Regions from separate parts of the Homo sapiens genome. Here region 1 is linked to region 2. Evidence: chromatin loops called from intact Hi-C (ENCODE). Cell type or tissue: heart right ventricle. All regions are shown on one strand. Links, peaks and the distances in the headings refer to the core of each region. The heading gives the core; the rest is flanking DNA.

The links. A loop is a pair of places that touch in the nucleus more often than their neighbours do. Peaks named below come from ENCODE experiments on the same cell type or tissue, not always from the same donor. Only the 100,000 strongest peaks of a DNase experiment are listed, where the experiment ranks them.
Region 1: it touches region 2 in a loop (1.8-fold over the local background); 7 of 110 quality-filtered maps call a loop at or near these places.

The regions. Positions count from the first base shown.
Region 1 is chr2:217,819,908-217,831,931 of GRCh38, forward strand. It overlaps TNS1 (tensin 1), which reads right to left. Exons shown (of 33, transcript NM_001387777.1): 22 at 11,548-11,640; 23 at 1,833-2,031. Among named protein-coding and RNA genes, the nearest start is that of SNORA115, 7.8 kb to the right of the region's middle. RefSeq lists an enhancer at 228-728. In heart right ventricle, for the core only: no CTCF peak of the experiment used is centred there; DNase peaks (open chromatin) are centred at 6,872, 7,824 and 7,897; H3K27ac peaks cover 8,000 bases.
Region 2 is chr2:217,874,234-217,886,257 of GRCh38, forward strand. TNS1 (tensin 1) reads right to left here. Exons shown (of 33, transcript NM_001387777.1): 14 at 11,811-11,871; 15 at 11,511-11,586; 16 at 10,802-10,931; 17 at 8,113-8,178; 18 at 6,665-6,781. Among named protein-coding and RNA genes, the nearest start is that of MIR6809, 20 kb to the right of the region's middle. In heart right ventricle, for the core only: a CTCF peak has its summit at 6,456 (motif pointing left); no DNase peak of the experiment used is centred there; H3K27ac peaks cover 7,124 bases.

The DNA.
Region 1 (12,024 bases), core at 1,986-9,985, 55 kb before region 2:
GCTGGCCCTCCCTGGGCCAGGCTGGATAAGCTCAGGTTCACGGGGTGATATGAGGTTTTGGTTGGGGGTGTGCTCTTGGGCCAGGCAAGAGCCAAGGGCAAGGAGAAGGTCAGGGGCCAGGCTAGGGCAAAGTCTACCTTGCATCCCAGAAGGGGCCAAAGCAGAAGGCCACCTCCTGGTATAATCCAGAATAAACTGGATTCTGAGGAGTGGGAGACAGAGCCAGGCTGAGCAGGGTGAGAGAAGGAGACACTAAAATGGAGTTCTGGAAGGCTAATCCCAGGGGAGAAAGGCTAGCTTCCTGGAAAGGGCCAACACTTCAGCAGGAGGGATTTGAGTGAGAAACAATGAACAACTTCCTAATGCCAGGGCTCACTGAACATCAACAATGGGTGGCTGGGACAACTTAGGAAAATCCCCTTTCCTTTAAAATAGGAAATGCAACCCTCGGCCAGAGTCAGGCCTCCTGAGCAACGCAGGCTGCTGCCTGTTAAGAGGCTGGGGAAGGGGAATGCTTGGCTTAGAATCCAGAAGACAGTTGCCTCTGCTCATCTGCTCCCCTAGTCATCCCATGGTGCCCCCACTTGCAGGGGAGGCTCAGCATTGAGCCAATGTAGACTGTGCAGCAAACTGGACCCACTGGGCCTGGCAGGGGAATTTGCAGGCTCTGTGACATCCCAGGCTAGGGAGGGCAGTGGGCACGGCGAAGAAGGGATGGTCAGGGCAGAGTCTCCCCTCCTGGGGGCGACACCTCCTAGGTCCTCCTCCTTTGCCTGGCACTCGATGCCTTGCCTGAGCTGATTGCAACCCTCCTTTCCTATGCCGTCATCCCATCTCTTTGTCCCCTCCACCTTCACCCCCACTACCCCAGTCAAGCAGCTCCTTGCTGCACCCCTCCACTAAGCCTGTCAGCAGGGACTGTCACCCACCTCTGGGCTTTCATCTCTGTGTGATGCACTCAGAAATATGGATGCCAGCCATCCATCCACCCAGGCATCCCCTAATGGCAGGCCACATGCCCTCAGCCTCACACTCCCAACATGGCCACAGCCCAGTCCTCTGTCCCTGCTGGGCTGTCCTTCTGGAATGCCCTGTCTCTCTTTCTTCATCTTTCAACATCCTGCTACTTCCTCTACACCCTTCACAAATGCCTCCAGCCCTCAGAAATCCTCGCTGCATCCCTAGCCAGAAATAATGGCCCCTTGTTCTGAGCTCCAAGCCCTTCACTCATGTGTGGGCTTTGGGCCCATCTGACTCTCATCCTGTGCAGGGAGGGCGCCATGATGCAGGTCTGGGGCAGAGGATAGAGATGCGGGCTCTGGAATCACACGCTTCCACCTGAATCTGATTTCTGCCACTGCTTAGCTGTGGCACCTTTATGCCTCAGGTTCCTCTTCTGAAAAGTGGGAACAATAATAGTGCTCACCTCCTAGGATTGCTGCGAGGATTAAATAACTGCATAAAGCACTTAGCAAAGTGCCAGGTACCTAGGATGAGCCCACTACATAAGTCATTACTGTTGGTAGATTTTCAACTTGGGGAAGGACTTTGCCACATTCACCGTGGTACCCTTCACTCCTTCCAGCACAGTTTTGGATGGGCGGAATTGAATGCGGCCTGGGAATTATAGGTCACTGGGCTCCCCACAGGATTCAGCGCGCAGGACATGTGCCCTCAATGCACCTTGATGAACTGGTTTGCAAGGTACCGCCATCTGGGTATGCTTTCTGCCTGTCCACGCCATAGGCAACAGATCCAGGAGGCCTCACCCATCCCGTCCCAGTCCCAGGCCCGGATTCCCATCCCCCACCCACTGCCCCTTCCCGGCTTACCTGTCAGCACTGAGGATGGGGCTGCTGGTGGAGAGGGGGCTGGGGGAGACAAAGGAGCCACCCAGGGTCCCGTTCCTCAGGGGTATCTCATGGCCATAGGCCTGGGTGGCTGGAGCACTAAAGCTCTTGGGCTCAGAGTCCTGAGCTCGGGGTCCAGCCACCGCTGTCCGTGCCACAGACTCCACATAGCTCCGGGGCTCTGGAAGGGGCAAGAGGACAGAGACACTGAGCACAGATGCACAGGGGTGCAGTGCAGGTCCCCCCCAACCTCCCCTGGAACACAGCTTCCTGGACTCCTGCCTGGGAACATAGGAATAGCCCCCAAAGGACAGGCAGGGCTCCTGCCTGCCCAGACCCACCCTGCCCTGCAGTGACCTTTCACCAGGGCCTTGCTCAGAGGAGGGGGCCCTGAAATGGATCCCAGGCCCCGCCTCAGAACATGGCCATCAGAGACTCTTCCCTCCAAGGACTAGGAGGCTGTCCATAGCTGGCACCCCCTTTGGCTGCTCTCTTTCTTCAATGATCTTGCTCAGCACCCAGGCCCTTCCAGGTTCTCCTCGTGCCACTAGAGTCTGGGGCCCTACAGTGGGCCCAGAGGTCCATCCCTGCCTTGCCTGTATCCCAGGATAGTGCCAGAGTTCATGTGAGCTCCACCCCCTGCCCAGAATCCAGAAACAGCCTTGGCCACCTAGCAACAGGCCTGCACTGGTGAGTCTTGCCCTGTGGGGCTGCTGTAGACTCACCAGCCCCTTTGATGCCAAGACACACCCACCCCTCTCTGCCTGACACACTCAGCATTCCTCTAGAGACTGGCATCAGGGAACCCCATTCCCAGGCGGAACTCAACATTCCATCGCCCACCTCTGGCATTCCTGTAGCACTGAGCAGTTTAGTTTACAGAGGACCTCATTATACACGGCACTACCTGGTGTTCAAAACAGCCTAAGAGGGGGTGGGGGACACACGCTAGAAAAGGCCATTTTACAGATAAGGATGGATGCTGAGGCCCGACAAGGGAAATGACTAGGTCCCCAGATGGCCCGACTCCCAGACCGGCACCTGCCCAACTCCTCTACGGCCTCTGAGGCCAGCTCCCAAACGAACTCCGCTTGAAAGAGGAAGAAGCAACAGAACGCTCTTGTTTACCCCGGGCCATGATCCGGGAGGAATGTCATTCCTACCACCTCCAAATCCCACCCTGTCCCTGTCTTACCCAGGAGGAACCTGGCCTGAGTACAGAGCCATACTGCCCACAACTAAGGCATCCACTGAAATCAGCCTGAGAAACTGAAGAACCAGAGTCTGTGCATCCCTCAGGAGGCCAGGCCCCTGCAGCCCCTGCTGGCCAAGACTGCAATGGTCAGAGTTGGAGAAGAGCCCCCTCCTCCAGGTCTCCTCCAGAAGACAATGCAGAGATCCCCTAACCAGGGCCAGTACACTTTTTTGTAAAGACTTAATAGTAAATATCTTAGGCTGTTGGGTCAGGCTGTCACTGTTGCAACTATACAACTCTGCTGTTGTGGTGTGAGAGCTTACATAGACAATAGGACAGTGTATGGGCATGGCTGGGTTGCCATCAAACTTTCTTTACCAAAATAGTCAGGTCCTCCAGGTCCCTCCTCCAGGTCCCTCATGGGTGACAGGCCTGGGGTCCAGCTAGCTGAAATGCAACCTTCCTCCCCTTAGCCCAAAGAAAACCTTAATTTGGAAGGAGCCTAGTCACCAGGGTGCTAGCAGGGTGCTTCCAGCCTTTGCTGCATAGGGGCATGGCCTCCGTGGAGTGGCTTCTGGGGTGGCCCTCAGGTCTGACATCCTACACCCAGGCCAGAGGCCTCTCTAGACCCCGGAAGAGGATGGTCCCTCAGCACAGGACCCTTTACAGAGCAGGACCCAGAGGCTGCAATGGAGTCTGCACACAGCTCCAGCCACAGCCTGCCCGTCTGTCTTTTGTCCCCATACAGAACCCCCTCCACCCAACAGCAAGACAGTGGACAAGGCTGGGGCAGTTTGTCTGCAAAGAGGCAGGCACGGGAGGTCTATTCTAGGTAGCAGGCACAAGGTGATGTAGAACCAGGCACCTCGGCACCCAAAGCTGGAATCCATGTAGGCAGTGCCAGCAAGGCCTCCTCGAAATCCTCCCTCAACCAGCCCAGGCCACCCACCTCCTCGCAGAAGGCCCAGGCCAAATTCATACCAAAGGCATGGATTCTGTGCCACCCAAGCACGAGGCTCTGCTGGAACTAGAAGACAATGCAGATATCCCCTGACCAGGCCCAGTACACTTTTTTGTAAAGACTTAATAGTAAATATCTTAGGCTGGTGGGTAAGGCTGTCACTGTTGCAACTACACAACTCTGCTGTTGTGGTGTGACAGCTTACATAGACAACAGGACAGTGAATGGGCATGGTTGGGTTGCAATCAAACTTTCTTTACCAAAATAGTCAGTGGACAGGATCTGACCAGCTGCCACAGTGTGCTGACCCCTGATCTAACCTATCTCCTCAGCCCAGAGAGGTGGAGCCGTGCGCCAGGACACATGGATAATTAGTGGCAGTGAACACTAGCACCAAAGTCTCCAGACTCACAAGCTGGCTCTGGGTGACCTAGACAGGGCCCATAGGCTCACAGGACACCCAGAGCTGGCTCTATCCAGCACTTCAGCCCATCAGGCAGAGAAAAGCCAACTCCATAGGGCTATTCCTAGTGATAAAAAGAGCAAACAATTATACAGGAAAAGTAGGATTCGGGGGATGTAAGTACCTTGCCCAGGTCACAGCTGGCAAGGGGCACAGTCAGCCAAGGAACCCAGGCAGTCTGGCCCCAACCTGCCCTTACCCACTGCACATACAACCCTCTGCAAGTCGGGAAGCCAATAGTTTCAGTGAGTGTCTTTAGTCTTGGGCAACTGGTAACCCAACTTGGGAGAAGAGAACATCAGAGGGAGTCTCACCCACAGCCATGCAAATGACACCCAAGATCAGAGTCCACTCTCCCCTCCCGTCTCTTGCCACCCTAGGTCACTCTCTGAAAACTCTTCCCAGACCCTTCCAGGCACTCATCATGGCTACACCCAGGTCCCCACGGCTCTCGGCACCACCTCTCTCCCAGCCAGGGAGAGAAAGCCACTCTTTGGCTGCCCGTGGGCTCCCAGAGCCTGCCTAGCTGATCTGTGTGCCGAGCCCTCACACAGCACCTGGCACACAGCAGGCCCTCAATCTGCATGTGCTCCACAAAGTCACAGAAGCATGATCCTTACCCTCCAGCCCCATCCAGAGACACATAGTAAGACCTCAGAGGCACACATCCATTTTTCTCATTCCCTGAAGTTCAAGTTGAAACCTATGTGAATGACACTGTGAAGGTGTGTGCTCTTCCCCAATTCACTGACGTCGCTCCTGATCTACTCTCTACCCTGATCTGCATCCCTGAAGGCAGACTTTTATTTACTATGTCATCCAGACCCCCTTAGTCTCTGGCTCAGGATAGCTTTGGCCTTTGGCTAGTAAGGAGGGACTGGCAGGGTATGAGAGGGAGGGAGAGAGAAGGGCAAGGTGCCAGTGGCTACATCCCCTACCCACCTCCCTCTAGCCACACTCCAGTCAGCAGCCCTGCCCTCCAGCTCCCTCCTGGTTCCTTAAGGCCTGGGAGGATGGCTCCCTGCTCCTGATAGGGAGCACTCGGGGTGCTTTACCATCCCTCACTGCTCTGCCCAGACCTTTTAAGAGTCCATCAACTGTCCTAGGTTGCTCCATTGGAATGAACCATCAGTTTCCCACCAGGCCCCTGACCCACACATTAGGTAAGCAATTCACATTGCCCTACGCCCCACCCTTTTAAAGAAGTACAGGTACCCCTGCTAGCAACAGTAAAACTGAGATAAAGTGGGCCACACCACCCCGTCCTGTGGTCAGGACACAGCCAAGCCTGTGGCTTGCGGGTGCTTACTTGCCATTAGGCAAGGCTGGGTCTACTAACTGCTTCTGGCCTAAACACAGGCACCTGAGCTGCAGCCTGGGAGTCTGATGGCAAGATTGCATGGAGGGCCCATGGGACAGTGTATTAGAAACCCTGAGATGGCTCGATAGCATGGCCAAGTTCTTAAGGCAACAGTCCCATTGGCCCCTTCAGCTCCTAAACTGCAGAACACCAGAGGAGTTCTCAAGACACTGGGAGTCTGAACTTGGGGAACAGGATGGCTCGCCCAGGGAGAAGCAGCAGCATCCATTCTGACCACAATGTTGGAAACAGCCCTTGTGCATTGGGTGGCCAACCTAGCCAAGGCCACTCAGACCCAGCCCCACCTGGCCCTGCCCTCACCGGGCCCCCACCTCCTTTCTCCTTCCCAGTGCATCCTCTTCCTTGGTCAGCTGGTCTGCCCTCCCACTGCCACCCCTACCTGCCCTTCCAGTCCCAGATCATGGGGTGGAGATGAACGAAGCCCTTCCATACAATCTCTACTCCTCATGAACCCAGAGCGGGAAGGACCTTTGAGAAGTTATTTGATTTCCTGAGTTCATCTCCAGAACTGTTTAAAACCCATCTTCAGGGCTAAACATTAGTTTTCCCAAGTTTTCAGATGCAGATCTCCGTAGTGAAAATGCTTCCTTTTTCTGTTTATTCCCTGGCTCTTTCTCTCTCTCCCACCCCAGGACAATATACTTCTACTTGCAAGCTCTCCCCTCACCCACCACCCGTGCACTTACTAGAGACTTTCTGGGACTCCGTTTCCTCATCTGCAAAGTGGGAATGAGGATACCCACCTGCCCAGCTAGGATCAGGTGAGAAGAGGCAGGAAAGAAAGTTCTTCCTAATTCTTTCCTGCCAATTCCAGGCCCAGTGTTCAGAACCAGCCCTGCTGCTGCCTCCGCTGCTCCTAGCCGCCCATCCCTGCCTTCCTCCACTCCTCACTCGCACCACCTCTCCTGCTGTTTTCCTCCTTCCCTCCAATCCTGGAGCAGCTGCATCAGAGGCTACAGGGAGTTGGGCAGGGCGGGAGAGGTGGGGACAGGGAGGGTGCTTCATGTAGAACATTCCAGGAGCCCAAACCCTGCCAAGTGGCTGCTGGCGGTGAAGAGCAGCTGCAGCACAGGGTGACTTGGGCTCCTCCGGTCTGGCACTGTCAGCTCCTTGTCCACACCCTGAAGTGCATTTTCTGTCTCCCAAAGAGGCTCTTTGCTTGGAGAGAAGGGGCACACCCACCCTAACTAAAATCAAGACATGTGGGTGGGAAAGAAAGAAGGGAATATGGAAACCCCCAGGTCCCAGATCTAGAAGCTCAAAAGTTAGAATTCCAAACATTTTAGATTGAGCCACATGCCCCCTCCTCCCAGCCCCCATGACATCCTATTCCTACCTCAGCTCAGCACTTTTGCCTAATATTGAAATGTCTGTTGGCATCACTCTCCTCACCAGCTGCCTTAACACATCCTTATATTCCCAAAGCCTGGCAAACAGTCAGCGCACAAAGTATTATGAATAAATGAATCAATGCATGAAAGAATGAATGAATGTAAAGTGTTTCGCACAGCGCCTGGGACATAGCAGACATCCCTCAAATTATTCTTTTCCCCAAGCCGAATAATCCTGCCTCTGGCCATTTTTGCCTCACTGGCATTTTTTTCTGAATTTCCCATCAAAGTATCAGCAAGGAAATCAAGCAGAGCCTCAGAGGGTCAGCAAAGAATGAGCTTTAGTCTGACCCGGGCAGTGGCACATGAGTCAGGAAATAAGGAACTGGCTGCCCACAGCTTTGCTCCCTGCCCCTTCCCCGCTCCACTCCCCAGGCCACGGGCAGCAATTCCAACTCCCACGCTGGAATCCCAGGGCACGGTGCCTGCAGGCAGGAGAAGGACTTTGAAATGGCCACTTGAGGAAGAGACAGGAGACCAATAACTCCAGTCTGGCTCCATTACCTCCTAACTGTGACCTTGGGCAGATCCCCCAACACCACCCACAGTGCTGATGTCAGCTGCATATCTGTGACAACGATGGGTGTGGCTGAGTTAACCCCTAAGAACCTTCCCCTCCAAACTCTGTGGCTCTGGCCAGAGCACTTGGGGCCCTGTAAGATGAGAGTAACTCAGCAGGTGCAATTGGCAGATAGTTCAGTCCTGTCGAGGCCCACGCCCCTGAAGTCACCCCAAAGTGAGAGACACAATCACCAGGCTCTGCCAGCTTGCTGGATAATCCACCCCATGGCCCTTCCCACTGGAGAGTGTTTGAGATACCACTGGTCTGTTAAAGTCAACCAGCTGCGAGGAGAGCTGAGAGCCTATTGCGTGGTCCGGCATCTGAAGCACAGAAACGTTGGCTCTGAGCTCCAGCTAATTCTAGACTCTCTCTCCCAGCTCCTGCCTTGCCAGGACCAGCAGTCAGCCTCCAGCTTGGGAGAAAGCCCTTTCCCCAAGCATGAGGCTGCGGGGGAGCAAGGAGGGGCCGTTCCCAGCAGAGGGAAGCATGCTGTGGCCCACCTGTTCTGTCTCTGGAAGCTGCCCTGTTCTGCAGCCCCTGAGCAGCCTGATGTTGTTGCCCAAACCCCAGCTGGTCAGGAGAGGGCAAAGTCTTCTGGGAAACTCCAATCATCCTACCTGGGTGACAGCAGATTTAGAGGAGCACAGGCCATCCCCGCTTAGGGGGTGGAAAATCAAGGTGGTGTGGTCAAAGGAAAATGGGAAATAGGCCTGAGAAAACCAGCCAATCGGCCCAGGGCCCAGGTGGGAAGTCAGAACACCTAACCCATCAGAACTGGAAGTGATCACAGCACCCATCTTGCCCCATCTTCCTGAGGGGGGGATGCCAGTGCCCAGAACCACACCCTGGCCTCCCGCCCAGGCTGGCACCCACTTTGTTTCACCTGCTGGTTTGAGTCCTCACTCGAGTTCTGCTCCTGGTGTGTCCAAGGCCTCCCACCTGATTATGCCCCCTCTCTGCTTCCCTGGTGCCCAGTGCAGGGCTCATCTAAATCAGGGGTTCCTCTGGGACCCATAGACATGCCAACTCCTTGAAACTGCTTTTCAGAATTACGTGCATGGGAATCCCAATGCATTATTGTATACACGGTGAGTCCATAGATTTCCTGAAACACGCGAAGTTGTCTGAGATCCCCGAAAGACAGACTTAGTACTTTCTGTGTTGATAGGAAACCAGGCAGGGCTTCCAGAGGGCAAATCGTGGCTGTAAGATGGGGGCTCTGCGCCAGGAGAATTATCCCCCCAGGGGACACTGGCAATGTTGGAGACATTTTCGATTGTCATGACTGAGTGAGAGCTACTGGCATCTAGCAGGTAGAATCCAGGGACACTGCTAATCCTCCTACAGTGCACAGGGCAGCACCCACAACAAAGAGTCATTCAGGGCCAGGCACAGTGGCTCACACCTGTAATCCCAGCACTTTGGGAGGCCAAGGTGGGTGGATCGCCTAAGGTCAGGAGCTCAAGACCAGCCTGGCCAACATGGTGAAACCCCATCTCTACTAAAAATACAAAAAAAAAAAAAAATTGCTGGGCGTGGTGGTGCATGCCTGTAATCCCAGCTACTCAGGGGGCTGAGGCAGGAGAATTGCTTGAACCTGGGAGGCAGAGGTTGCAGTGAGCCGAGATCGTGCCACTGCACTCCAGCCTGGACAACAAGAGCAAAACTCCATCTCAAAAAAAAAGGCGTCATTCAGGCCAAAACGTCAGTGGTGCCAACGTGGAGAATCTCTTCTCTGAGAAATGCCTGTGGAGCACGTCCCGGGAAAGGGGATCTGAGTCCCTCCCTGTCTACCTCTATGAGCTGCTGCACACCAGGCAGGCTGGTGCAAATGGCGCTGGGAGAGGAAGGTGCAAGAGGAGCGTTTTGGTCAACAAGGTGACACTGCAGGAGCCCCCAGACACTGGCTGTGCCTGAGCCAGCGCCTGGCAGCTACAAGCTCCCCCATCAGGACTCAGGAGGTGTCCAGGGTGGTATCTCATCACCAAGCGTTGGGGGACAGGAAGGCCATGTGCCTGGTCGCCTGAGTCCCAGTGAGGAAAGAGAGCTGCCTCCAGCCAGCCTCTTCAAGCCCTGCTTTGAAAAGCCATTTCCAGACCCAGAGAGCAGGAAGTCACAGCAAATGCTACTTACCTTCTGACAGCCTGACCACCACCTTCCCCTCATCTTCCTCTGAGGGAAGACGAGAAGAGAGGTGGGAGGAAGGAGAGGCAGGAAAGAAGGGCAGGTGGTGAAGATGAGGAAGAGCAAAAAAGGAAAAAGAGAGAAAGAGATTAACAGGGATTATTTCTTGAGAAAGAGAATCTGTGGAGAAAACGGAGATGGGAAAGCTGGGGTGAGGCCAGGGCCGATTTGCGCTGTCCACAGAAGGACTCCAAGGGGAAGGCCGAGGCCCACCCTGCAAAGGACCCCAAGGCTCCGAGGCATAGTTGAGTCCCCGGCTCTCAGGAGCCTGAGCCCCTCGCAGCCCCTGTGCCCAGGGCTCTGTGGGCCAAGTGTCAAGCAGGAGTGTGCTGGCTGGTGAGAGGCAGCCCCCAGCCCCCTTCTACTGATCCCCCGTGGCTCAGTGTCCCTGGCCATGCCGACACTCTGAGTGGGAGGCTATGCCCAGCTGCGTGGCTTCATGGGTCACAAATGCATGCCACTGCCCACCTACCTGGCTGGATCCGTCTTCTGGTAACTAAGGAAAAAAGTAAAGTTGACCCCAATAGCCCCCACCCAGCCCTAAAACCAGAGTCCAGGGAGCAGCTTTCTGAGTTCAGTGGCCCCACATGGCCACCAAGGGCCCAGGGAGCCCTGTCTCCCTCCACCATAAGAAGGAGAGGAGCTGGGAAATGGGAGGAGGAGGTAGGAGGTGTGAACCTGGGGTGGTGTCTGCTCAGAGGAGCACCTTCTCCCAGACAGGCCCAGGGCCCTGCCCTCTACCGTGCCAACAGGACAGGCTGTTTGACCCCAGGGAGGCCGAGCAGCCATCCTCCTTCCTTCCTCAGAGCTTGGGCTGCTCTCCTCAGCAGCAGAGTAAGATGCAGCCAGCATCGGGAGTAGGGATGGGGGATGAGCACAGGCCAGGGAGAGTCAGAAGCCCGGAGGTGGCAGGTCCTTTGACAGTCAGGAGAAGACCTGGGCTGAGGGCAAGGGGATCGAGGAAACGGCAGGCAATGATGGCCACTGCTAGTCATGGGTTTCTCTGGTAGGGTTCTCTGGGCCTGAAGAGGCAGACCTAGAGACCACTCTGAATGCCAGGTGATGCCTTGTGGATGCCAGGTGAATGCCTGTGATGCTTCGTGGATGCTCAGAGCAGAGCCAGCTGGGCTGCCAGCAGAGGCCCTGGCACACAGCAGCAGGGGCATGCTTCTCTGACTCTATGTGTGTGTGTGTACATGTGTGTGTACCCATGTGTGCATGTATGTGCGCCCATGTACGTGTACCCGAGGGCCTGAACACCTAGAATGTGTGGCTTCCAGCAGAGATCTCAACACCACCAAGGAAACTGAGACCAGGCCTCCAAAGCCTCAAGCTAGAGGAGGCTGGGAGTTGTGCAAACTCCACAAGTCAACAGACAGGAAGGCTGCAAGGAAATCTGTCACCCCCAACCCCTACACAGAGAGCCCCAACCCAGGCCTGACCTCAGTGTGGGCACAAAGCTGGCTGCTGACCAGATTCTGAGACCCGGGTTTCTGTCCAGAACCACAGGAGTCCTCCTCCCCCTGGCCCCCCTCCCCATCTTCCCTCTTCCCAACTCACCTCCTGTGGGGTGCAACAGGATGTCCGCTGGGTTGTGAGGTTTCAGGCCCAGAGCAGACAGGGGTGTCTTGGCCAGACCCGGGGGGGACCGCACTGTGCCAGGAAGAAGAGGGGAGACACAGGGAGTGAGAGGTGGGCAGGAGGGCAGACACGCCAGGCACGTGAGGGCACGCTTAGTGAGGGCTGGGGGGCTGGAGACGGTGCCGAGGAACCACCCTGAGGCCCAGCGCTTTGGCTCCACTGCCCTTTCCCGCCTCCGTATTTCTCTACATTTGAACAGTTTAAAGGATAAAGGGAAAGACTCAGGAAATGGCAACCTTGCCCTGGCTCTGGCCCCAACCTTGAGAGAATCATTTCCACCCCTAGGCCCTTAGCTTCTCGCTGCAGTCCCTTTACTTTGCAATGGCTTATACCACACACGCAGGCTTTTGCAGCTGTCTCTGACCTTCTCTATAATACTCTCTCATCCCTCTTCCT
Region 2 (12,024 bases), core at 2,381-10,380:
ACAAAACAAGTAGCTTTTTAATCACATCCTACAAATTCTGCTTGTTCAGCCCAGTAAGTACAAAACAGCACCCACCTACAGGTGTTTGGGGAGGATTAACCAAGAGAACATACAGTCAGTGGTGCCTGGCACCCAGAAAGTACACAGTGCTCTCATCTCAAGGTCATCATCAGCATCAGCATCCTCAACATTGTTAGGGCTTTGGAGCTGGAAGCCCTTTTTGAAATCCATTATCCTCAATTTGCTGATAATGAAACTGAGAACCAGAGAGGGGAAGTAATTTTTCCAAGGTCACATAGCAAGTTGATGTCAGAGGCATGTCTCCTGACTCCCAAGAGTGGGGTTCCCAGAACAGAGCCAGCTATAGATGGTTCCCAGAGAGTAGAGGGGCAAGGGGAACGCGGCTTTTTCTAAAGAAGAGAGGGCTAAAATCATGTCTGTATCTTCTCTCCTCCAGCACTTCAATAATAATAATAACAGACACAAATCACTGCCAGCATGGCATGCGCCACTCTGCTTTTCACATTTCATGTATATTACCTCATTGTATATCAGACAATAATGCTATAATGAAAGTACTGTTATTGAACCCATTTTACAATTAAGACATTTGGATCTCAGAAAGGCAAAGTTACTTGGCCAAGAAACACACCTATAAACAATAGAGCTTAGAACCAGATCTTCTGGTTCTAGGTCCCATAGCCTTAATTCCTAGAGATTGGTCTGTTCAACCTTATTTCCAGCTTCTCATCCTCTATGCACAACTTCCTTGCCCCCTTTGAAGCTAGGCATGGGTGTTTGGCTTGTTTTGGCCAATTAAACATGAGCGGAAGGAAAACATGTGAGTTCTAGGCAGGAGCAGTGTGCAAGCCATGGTGTCTTCTTCCCACAGCTGCAGCAGTGAAGGAAGCACCTACAAGATGAAGCTGCCCTCAGCCTAGAGTATCTGTGATGAACAGAGACCTTTCTGACCCCCAGTGGATATGTAGTATGAGCAGAAATATGCTTTTGTTGGGTCAGGCCCACTGAGAAGGTGGGATCATTTGTCACTGTGGCATAATTGAGCCTCTCCTGACTGATAGAACCACTAAGCCATGCTCCTTCCTGCTCTAAGCCCATGGGTTGCGAAAGTCTGAGAGGGAAGCCTGGCAGGCCCCTTTTAGGTCTTCACAAGTCATGAAAAGACACAATGCTTGAGCTCAAAGAAATGGAAAGAAATACTATCTACTCCAGCCCTCACATTTCATAAGAAATAAAAAGGACCTATGGAAAAAGAGTTACCAGAGACACCCAGAACCCAAATCTTCTGCCTCCCAGGCCAATATCTATCCATGCCTGTCTATCTCTCCATGTCTCTCATCTATTTATTTCTTTCTCCTTCTTGGTCTCTGCCTGTTTGCTGTATCTCTTTCCCTCCCTCTTTCCTCTTTCAAAAAAAAAGTATCACAGAGTCCTTGGATAAGCCCAGCTCATAAGAAGTCATCACAGAACAGGGATTCCTGGCTCCAGGCAGAGGCTCCTCCCCTACCCAGACAAAAGCACTTGGGGAGTGGATGGGCACCCTTTAGAACTAGAAGATCTCCCCTGAGGGCTGAGAAGCTTGGGCACAAAACCAAGGCCCCCTGTCACCAGCCCCCGGTTCTGGTGGGATTGTCCATGGAAACAAGGGAAAGACTGATGGGCGCCAACCAGGAGAGATGCAGAAGTGGGGTGGACACCAGCCCCTCACCCTTGTCAGCCAGGCTGGGAGGTTTGTCATTCCCCTGAGTCACCCTGTCCTTTATCCCTGAGAAATCTACTTTCTGAGAGCACCCCTCACTTGCCCAACCCCTGTTCCCATCCTCTCTGTTGAGTCAAGAGAAACTCTAAACAACTGATGTCCAAGGAAGTCACAGAAAGGTGGGGGGTGGATGAGAAGGCAGGCAGGAACCCAGGCCTGGTCAGCCTGCAGGCTTCTCAGAGGCAGAGGGCAGTCCATATCCCTTGGTTCAAGGCTTGCTTCCGAGAAGGCTTGCCCCGGAACACTATGGAGGAATTTGGAGCCTGCTTTATACAGCAGAGGCAAAAACACAGCGCCACCCCTACCCATGGGGACCTGGAATCTGGGCACGGGGCATCAGAACTCAGGCCAAGTTGCTAATGGGGTTTCTGGAGGCTGCAAAACTGGTGTTAGCCAGAGCACTGAGCCGGCAGGCTCCAGATCTAACTGGAGAGAGGCAGAGGTGCCCGCAAGGAGGGAACCAGACCTCTCCCCACCACCTGTCCTTGACCTTTCCTTCCTCCCACTCAGGATCAAAGGCCTGGGGCATCCAAATACATGTGACCCAGAAAACTCCTTCTCAGGTGTGACGAGCTGAACTGTTCCCCCATTCAGATTCCTGTTTTGCAACCCTAACCCCCAGCAGCTCAGTATGCCACTGTATTTGGAGATACAGCCTTTAAAGAGGCAATTAAGGTGAAAAGAGATCATTAGGGTGAGCACTACTCCAATACGTCTGGTGTCTTTATAAGAAGAGATGAGGGTAAGAATACAAGCAGGGGGAAGATGATGTGAAGATACAGGGAGAAAACAGCATCTCCAAGCCAAGGAGAGAGGTCTCAGGAGAAACCAACCCTGCTGAAATCTGGATCTCAGACTTGTAGCCTCCAGAACTATGAGAAAATTCATTTCTGTTGAACAAGCCCCTGGGTCTGTGGTGCTTTGCTGTGGCTGCCAGAGCAGATTAATAATACTTCAGGCATGGGATTCACCAGAAGGCACTGCTCTGGGAGTAAAGGGTCCCCAAGATGGCAGGCACTGTCCTCCCAGCCACTGTCCCACAACAGAGAACTTCGTCCAGTCCGAGGGTCCTTATTATTGAGCTTCCCTTTGATTCTTCACCCTCATCACGCCCCCCTCCTCCTGGCCCAGGAGCAGGTGAGCCCAAAGTCTCCACCACAGCCACACTTTGCTACACAGAGACACAGCTGGACCCGTCCCACCATAAACGGGCTTCCCTTTGTGGTAGTGAGCCCCTGTCATCATTAGGGCTTCAGAAATGGGACGACCATCCTGAAGGAGCCACCTGAAGGATTATGGGTATGGGTTCCGGGGTGCTGTTAAGCTGAGCTCCAAGGGAGGTAGAAAGGGATTTGGATTCCAATATCAACTCCACATCTTGTCTCATGACCCTGGACAAGATTGCTAACCTCTGCCTACTTCTGGGGTCTTCATCCAGGAAATGGGGTTGGTACAGGCTGAGCTGAGCTAATGCCAAGGAGGGCCCATACTTCGGGGTTTCCTGCCCCTTTGGCAGGCCCCCTCCCTCTCGGGTTTTATGACTAGCCCAGCCACCTGAGCCTGAGAAGTCAGCCTTCAGAGAACAGAAATTCAACAGAATTCGGGAGAGGGCTCTAAGTGTCACAGTGCTGCAAGCTGTAAACTTGAACTTGGAGCTGGGTTGGGGGGCTGCAGGCAGTGAGGAAAGGGTTAAATGCAGAGCAGTTCCTGAGATGATGGTTAAGTCAGGGGCAGCAGGAGGGCCTCCTGGGGGACCAGGAGCTCTGAGCCTGGTGCTGGCCATGCCTCACTGCCAGGAGAGGGCAAGGTGGGGACACAGGCCACACGAGAGGATGCAGGCCAGAGATGACATCTGCTGCTGACTGCCTGGCTGGGTGCTCCCTGCCCCCCTCCTCCAAGTCTCCTGGTGGGCTCCAGAGGGAATGGTCTGGCCTCTACTATCACCCTCCCGCAGTGGGCCTGAAATAGAAGAGGTAGGCAGGGGGCCACTTTCAGAAATGGCCCCAGGTCACCTTGGACACCCTTCCCTCTACCTATTTCGAGAGGCCTGCCACTCATCAGAAGCATTCCTGAGTGAGCGGCCCACACTCTTCTCTGTGGGTCGGGCCAGGGGCTCAGCTGTTGCCTGCACTGAAGTCTTGCTGAACGCCTGCCTCAGGGCAAGCCCAGTGGCCTCCGGGGTGCCACGCTCCAGCACACCCCCCTCGCCTAACCCTCCCTCTTCCTAACAGTCAGGATGGGTTGACTTTCTCTGTCCATGGGTGAGAGGTAGCAGCCAGAGAGGTACTAGGCTTAGTGGGACCCAGGTACTGCCACAAAACCAGATGCCCAAAGCAGGCCCCTAGGGACGTCAGCCAACCCAGGACAGCACAGGGGGCAACGCGGTGGCTTGAAACCCAGATCTGCTCTTGACTGGCTTGGCAAGCTGGGGCAGGTTACTTAACCCCTCTGTGCTCCAGTTTCCCCATTTGGACATAATAAGAGTCATAGAATGGCTGGGAGCATCAAATGAAATGGCAACTACCAAGTTCTTGGTGCCATGGCTGGTGCATGGTAAATCCAGGCCTTCTCCCTTAGCCATGTCTTGCAGGCGCCTGACACACTGGCCACAGCTGACACAAATGTGTCACGGACCCCCAAGAAAACACCACATGCAGTCCTTCCTCAGGCCGTGCTGCCCACAAGGGGCTCAAAATGATTTGTTGACTGAATTCCCATTTTACAGCAGGTCAAACCGAGGCCCCAAGGACAGTACCTTGTCAAAGGATTTGAAGCCAGGTAGTTTGGCTGCAGAGGCTGCATTCTTAACCACATACTAACTGCCTCTCATGAAGGCCGCTATAGGCAGGTAGAGGGGACAGAGGGTTGGTGAGGGAAGGCCCTGGCCGCTTCTTCTGCCCCCTCGCCCTTCCTTTTTTCCCTTCTAATCCATTCCCTCAGACAGAGGGATGGAACCAGCAGGACCTTTTGGTCAGTTAAAGGTCAGCTCATCCTGCAAGGACAGAGGGGCCCTGTCTGGAGGCTGAGAAGCTGGCCCTCTGCCGAGAGGGGGAGCCGCTCTCGGCTCTGCTGTCCCTGGGCTGCCTCCCACTCTGACCGTCTGCTCTTCTTCCTTCCCCCACAGCCAAATACATCCTAAGCCCCGTCTTTCCCACATCTCCTCCTCACCGTTAATTATTTTACCTTTTATTTGCCTGGCACTTTATAGTTTACTAAATGTTTTTACATTTATCATCGCATTGACCATGCACCAAGAAGAGATGGAGAGACAGTAAAAATTCTTTCCAATTGCCAAATGTTCTTGTTAAAAATGCAAACATCCCCAGCACAACGACCAATTAGGCTGGCAGCCACTGAAACCTCAGAACAAATTCGCTCCAGCCTCTGCTTTCTGCTTGGCCGCTCAGCGCCCGGGGATGGAGGAGTGCTTTTCACAAGCAGCCTGGGGGGTCGGAGGGGCCTGGTGGGGTGTCTTGGCCAATCTGAGGGTGCTGGGCCCCTGGGGGAGGAAAAGGGGTTGGGAACTGAGGCAGGTGTGAGGACAGGCCATCCACTTTTCAATGTTGCACGTAAAAAAATGTGCTCTCAGTGAGTCCCCAAATTCTAGTCCAACCACCCTCCCTCATCCCACTTCTCTCTGAAACCTTGTGCTCATTCTGGTGACCCCAAGGTCAGAGGAGAAATCTTTATTCAAGGAAAGGCCCAAAGATTTTCAGAGAGGAGTCATCAAATCCAAAACCTTGGGGAGGGAGACAGAAGACAGCGCCGTGTAGAGGAAAGAGGGCACAGGGAGGCCCCCAGGCCTACCTATCTCTAACCTAGCTCTGCCATGGGACCCAGGGGCCCCAGGATGGCACAGCCCCACCCAGGACTGGCTTCAGCTGGGAGGAGAAGCCAGACGCTGGGTGCTGGCATCCTTGAAAGGGCCATCCTGGGTCACGGGGGTAAATCAGGAGGTTCTGCCTCTGGGAAGGGTCTCAGTCACCCCAACTGAACACAGATGGGTGATGGGCTGGACCATCCTGAAGGTCCTCCCAGCTCCAACATTCTGCAGTCCTACGACCAACTCAAGAAAAGAAGCTTGTGGCCAAACCCCAGGCAGGGCATCTCAAGAGTTCCTGGGCTCTGGGCATGCTCACTTTCGGAGCCCGCCCCACGTCTCCTTACACATATGCAGATAGACCACATAAATAAATAGAATGCATGTAGAACTCTCAAGAGACGACCTGAGTTGCAGTGGACCATTTGACATAATGTTAGGTTTGTAGCTAAATTAAACATGTATTAATTTCAATTCTGCTGCTTTCTTTTCAAATTTCAGAGCCTATCAGTTTGTTCCCAGCTCTCAAACATTTTTGTTGGCTGTTGATGAAAGCTTGTAGGCCCTAGATCCTGTGCCTCTGTTCCTAGTACTCTGACCCCAGAGAACTCAGGCAGCAAGCCTGAAGAAACCCAACAGTGGGTTTAATACACATGTGACAAATGCTGTTTTTGCAGCACAGTGGGGGGTATCTCAAGCTCCACTCAAGGCCACATCCTCCAAGGAGCCTTCCCAGATCACTCCAGCTCTCAAAATCCCTCCCTGCCAATCCCAGAGAACTCACTGTCCACGGAACTTACTTGGCTGTAGCAACACACTTCCACGATAACCCCCTTGTGGCCATTTTGCTGCCTTCTTTGGCTCTGTCCTCACTTTTATTTAATACATTCATATATGTGCCTTATCTTCCCCCAGTTAACGGTGAGCTCTCGGAGGTACCTCACACTTCCCCTCTGCCTCCTCTCGAACCCAGATCTCTTGAAAGCAGGCCAAGAGAAGCAAGGTCATGTGAGCAGAGGCTGTGCAGTTTGGATAGGGGCTGGGAGCCACTAGGTCCCACCTACCCTCCATGCCGTCATCTCGATGCCCACTGAAGTTGTCGTAGGAGTCCCAGCGGATGAGGGGGTCGGAGGTGTTATAGTCCACAGACACGCTCGGCCCGTTCTCCAGGTGCTCCATGCCTAAGTGGGATGGGAAAGGCAGCGGCAGTCGGGGAGACAGTGCAGAGAGGGAAAAGAGATCAGCAGCTGGAAAAACAGAGAAAGCCCACAAGCTCCCCAAAAGAGGCTCCCTGAGGGACTTCTCATTTTCTTGAGCGTGGTGGGCGGGACCAGTGGCTTAAGCTGGACTGAGAACTGGGAGTCTAGTTTCTCACATTCTTGAAAAGGCTCATGCCGGGTCATAGGGGTAAATCAGGACAGGCACTGAAGAATGAAGACCCCCTGGAAGAAAGCGGGGAGGACCCCTGGCTGGGTACCTGCCTCTTTTTCTTCTGTGTCCCTGGGGCTCCTGAGGCAGTGCCAAGAGACTAGAAAGTCTGCCCCTGGGGTCAGACCCTGGGGGTGGGGGGCAGGCTGCTTATGAGCTACGTGGGATCAGGGACAGCAGGGAAATCACAGCCCCGACATTGAAAGGACATAAAGCCTCCAAAGGGTCATCCCAGGCATGGCCCTGCCCCCTCTTAAAACGCTCTCCGCTCCAGACAGAAACCTAGGGGGCACGGCAGAATCTCCCAGCCATCCACAGAAAACCCAGCTCAGCATTGGGACAAATACCTAATGCATGCAGAGCTTAAAAGTAGACGATGGGTTGACAGGTGCAGCAAACCACCATGGCACATATATGCCTATGTAACAAATCTGCACATTCAGCACGTGTATCCCAGAACTTAAGGTAAAATAAAAATAAATAAGTAAATTTTTAAAAACCTGGCTCAAAGACAGCATAGCTCCTAGTCAAGTCTGTCAGGGTGAGTTACCTTCCTGGCTTGGCAGTCCTTTCTTTAGTCTATCCAGAGTCCCTCTGCCCATAACCTAACTTCATCTCCTTTCATTCCATTCTCGAATAAGATGGTGAACAACTGGTCTCCACTTATAACCAGTATAGAGGCTTCAAGGTTATTATTAAACCAGCCTTCAGGTTGAATCACCTCAGTTCTCATAAATACACATCTTCTATCCAGCACCTTTGTGTGCCCCCTGCCCGCCAGCCACTCCCTCCATCTACCAAGGACCTCAGTCTCTGAATATAACAGGCTGATGACCTAATGGGACCAGAACAGTTTATCCAACCCAGTGCCTCTCTGTCTGCTTTTTTATTTTTATTATCCAGAGATTAAGTCACTGGTTCATGTTTAGCTAGGGGTCCACTCTGAAACCCAGATCCTTTACTGATGGCCTGCCTCTCAAAAATAACTTGATCACTGTGGAACAGACCAGGGGTGGAAGGGTGCTGGGGATAGGGTCAGGATAAAAGGAAGGAGTGAGAGAATGAATTCTAACTCGGCTTATACCTTGAATTTTCTCTGGCCCATAAGAAAATACAAACTCCACTTTGCCATACTCTGGAAATCGATCATCTGGAAAAAGAGAAGGAAAAATAAAAATAGGCAAAAAGTCCCAAAAAGGATTCCATAAAAAGTTTTCTTCTAGAAAAAATTAAAATACCATATATGTACATGGTTAATAATATAATAATAATCAATGTATATTTATACATATATACATGAAATTATATCTATACAATGAAATTAAATTTCCTGCCCACTCTAGCCCCTGTCCTACTTGCCTGAGGTAATGAGGTCACTGATTCTAACTATTTCTATTGCTTTTCTACTAGCAATTTACCTCTAAGACTCTAAATAATAGCCACTATTTTTATGCCACTATTTCTAGATCCCAATTTTATTTTATTTTATTTTATTTATTTTGAGATGGAGTCTCGCTCTGTCGCCCAGCCTGGAGTGCATATTTATATTTTTGAGACAGAATCTTGCTCTGTCACCCTAGATGGAGTACAGTGGTGCGATCACAGCTCACTGCAACCTCAATCTCCCAAGCCAAAGTGGTCCTCCTACCTCTGCCTCCAGAGTAACTGGGACTACAGGTGCAAGCCACCACGCCCGGCTCATTTTTGTATTTTTTATAGCGACGGAGTTTTGCTGTGTTGCTGAGGCTGGTCTCAAACTCCTGGGCTCAAGCAATCCACCGGCCTCAGCATCCCAAAGTGCTGGGTCTACAGGCGTGAGCCACCATACCCAGCCAGACATGAATTTTAAATAACCTCTATGGATTGACCACTATTAATATGAATAATTTGGTTCACTTATACTACTACCCCTACTTCCTGTCTTCTTAAATCTGATTAGATTATTGTTTTTATTTATGCTATTGATTATCTTTGAAACTTTAAATAAGATAGTTAAGCCTCTATTTCTTTTTCTCTTTTTAGAGACCAGGTCTCACTCTGTTGCCCAGGCCAAAGTGCAGCGGTGCAATCATAGCTCACTGCAGCCTTGAACTCCTGGGCTCAAGTGATCCTCCTGCCTCAGCCCCTGGAATAGCTGTGCTAACAGGCACATGCCACCATGCCCGGCTAATTTTTTTATTTTTTGTAGAGATGGGGTCTCACTATATTTACCAGGCTAGTCTTAAACTCCTGGCCTCAAGCAATCCTCCCGCCTTGGCCTCCCAAAGTGCTGGGATTACAGGCATGAGCCACCGTGCCTGGCCATGCCTCTATTTATTGATATGTCAATTTTCGATGGTATCTCCTGACTCCCACTACGTAAGAGGAGGAAATCTGTGACCCTTCCTTCTCTCAACTTCTGCCCAATCCCTTATTTATTTGATCAGCTATGCCTTTATTTTTCCTTGTTAAGACTGTTATCATTTACATTCTGTACTGTAATTATGATGGCATCTTCTGGCTCCAGTGCAAGGAGAGCTCATTAAAGAAACACCCTTCTACATGAGCCAGACCACACTAAGGAGATCTGGACCCTCCTCCAAGCCCCAGGTCCAGTCTTTCTCCGCCTGAGCCCACTCTGGACACAGATCACTGCCCACTGCATGTAGGAAAAGAAGTTACAGCAAGGATGGCATCTGCTCCATGGGACACCTATCATGCTTGTGCGTGTCTCCATCACTTCAGGCAACACTTCATAGTATCATGTTTGTGTGTCTCTCACTGAGGAAACTGTGAACTCCCTGAGGGTAGGGCCTGACTTCTTTCTGTTCATATCTATAGGGTCTAGCACATGCCCGACACATACAGACACACAAGTGATGCTTGGTGGGTGGGTGGGTGGGTGGGTGGATGGATGGATGGATGGATGGATGGATAGATGGATGGGTGGGCAGATGAATGAATATGTGGATGGATGGACAGATTAATGAAGGGATGGATTAATGGATGGATGAATGGGTGGGTGCATAGATGGATGGGTGGGTGGATGGATGGACAGATGGATGGACAGACGGATGGATGAATGGATGGATGGATGGATGGATGTGTGTAAGGATGGATTGGTGGATGGAGAGAGAGATGGGTAAATAAATGTGTATTTATATGTCCCAGGCATTAATGTGATATAGATAAAACTTCCAATGGATAAAAGAAAGAAGCAAAAGCAAACACCAAACCTTTCCCAACCACCTCTTCTCCTCTCAGAAAATGGTTCCCCCTTGCTGCTGCCACACCCCTCCACTACTGCTCTTCTGCCCTGCAGGGTAATTATCCCCTGCTAGTCTGCCTCCCAACTCAACAAGATTTTTGAGCTCCACCAAGGCAGAGACCATGCCATGTTTTACTTTGTATCCCCGGCACTTGGTACAGATCCTAGCCCAAAGCAGATGCCCAGTGAATGTTGAAAAAAAAAATGATTGTCAGTAGGACACATGTGACAAACTGGGAGGACAAGATGAAGGAGAGACAGGGAAAGTCATAGAAGGCTGCAAGATATAAAACAGCCCAAGGACTGGGAGGAGTTTATCTCCACTTCTACTAACAACTGGAATTCCCAGACCATCCAATCTCAACTCTCTCCCAAGTCTCTCTCAACTCTCTCCTACCATCACCCTGAGACTAGACAGACCACATGGTCCAGAAAAGATGGTCCCCATACCCACCATATCGTCTCAAACTGAGCTCCTCTCCCTGCCACAGGGGTGCCCACCCCCAGCTCCACTCAAGGAGCGCACCTTTGAAAGCATCATCAAGGTCCTCCTTCCCAAAGACAACCCCCAGGTCATGGATGGCACAGGTGTGGAACTGCACACGGAAGATGACGTCTCGGGCTGGGCTTCGGAACTTCTTGTGGTAGCACTTCAGCTGGGTGGGAAGACGGGCAGAACCAGTCAGGGGCCTGAGGCTGGGAGGTCAGGTCCCAGGGAGCCTCCTTATCAGCTCCGCTGACTGAGCCCCCAAGGCTCACCCCAAACCCGGTGAGGGAGAGCTCATCAACACCAAACAGGATCTCAGAGTTCTGTGGGGAAACTTCTAGAACAGCAGAGAATTGGAGGCCAGTCTTGGCCTCTGGGGACAAAAATGTCCTCCCAAGAAGTTTCTACATACAAGTCAGAGTGCAAAAAGTAAGATGGATTTAAATGGCAGCAGGAAGAACTGAAGCTAGAATTCAGAGAGTCCTTGTCACCAATAAGAAGCCAGGAGGTAACAGCTCACGCTGAGTGATATTTCCCTGGAGATGCTCCAGAACAACAGCTAAGCCCAGGGTGAGAGACACAGACTGTGTGAGACTGGAAGGTCTTCCAAGAGCCCTGAGAGCCTATGGTTCCAAGCCTGGCAGCCCAGGAGGAGTACCTGTCTTGTCCCAAGAGGCAGGAAAGGAGTAAGAAAAGAAGGGAGAGAAAATAAACAAGGATGGGGCTTGACACAGAGGACAGCACTCACCAAGATGTCTCCCTTCAAGAGCAGTCCTGGCTCGATGGTGATGCAGACGCTAGTCTGGCTGTCTCCTGGGATGTTGCTAAGGGAGAGAGGTGGGCAGAAAAAGAGTGGGCTGCTGGAGGGGAGATGAGGGAGGGGCATTTTCTCCCTGCTGCCCCTACGCCACAGGGTTAGTGGGAAACCTCTCTGACTCTGTCCTTTCAGCCCTCTTGAGAATATTCTCTCCTCTCCCCAACCTTCTGACCTGGTCCTTAGCCCTGGGCCTTGGGCTTCTCTGGCCTCTCACGCCCATGTAATACTTACTAGATGCCAGATGTGTACACAGGTTGCATGGCCTGGTAGATGCGGAGAAATGGCCGACATCCTGTAAAAGTGGGGTGGGTGTTAGCTAAGACAGCAGAAACTGGCAGGCAGGAGGGGCAGAGGAGACAGTGAAGGGAGAAAGAGAGAAAGGAAGGAAGAAATGGGGGAAGACGGGGTAGGAAGGGGAAGGAGGAAAAGAGGAAAGAGTAAAAGA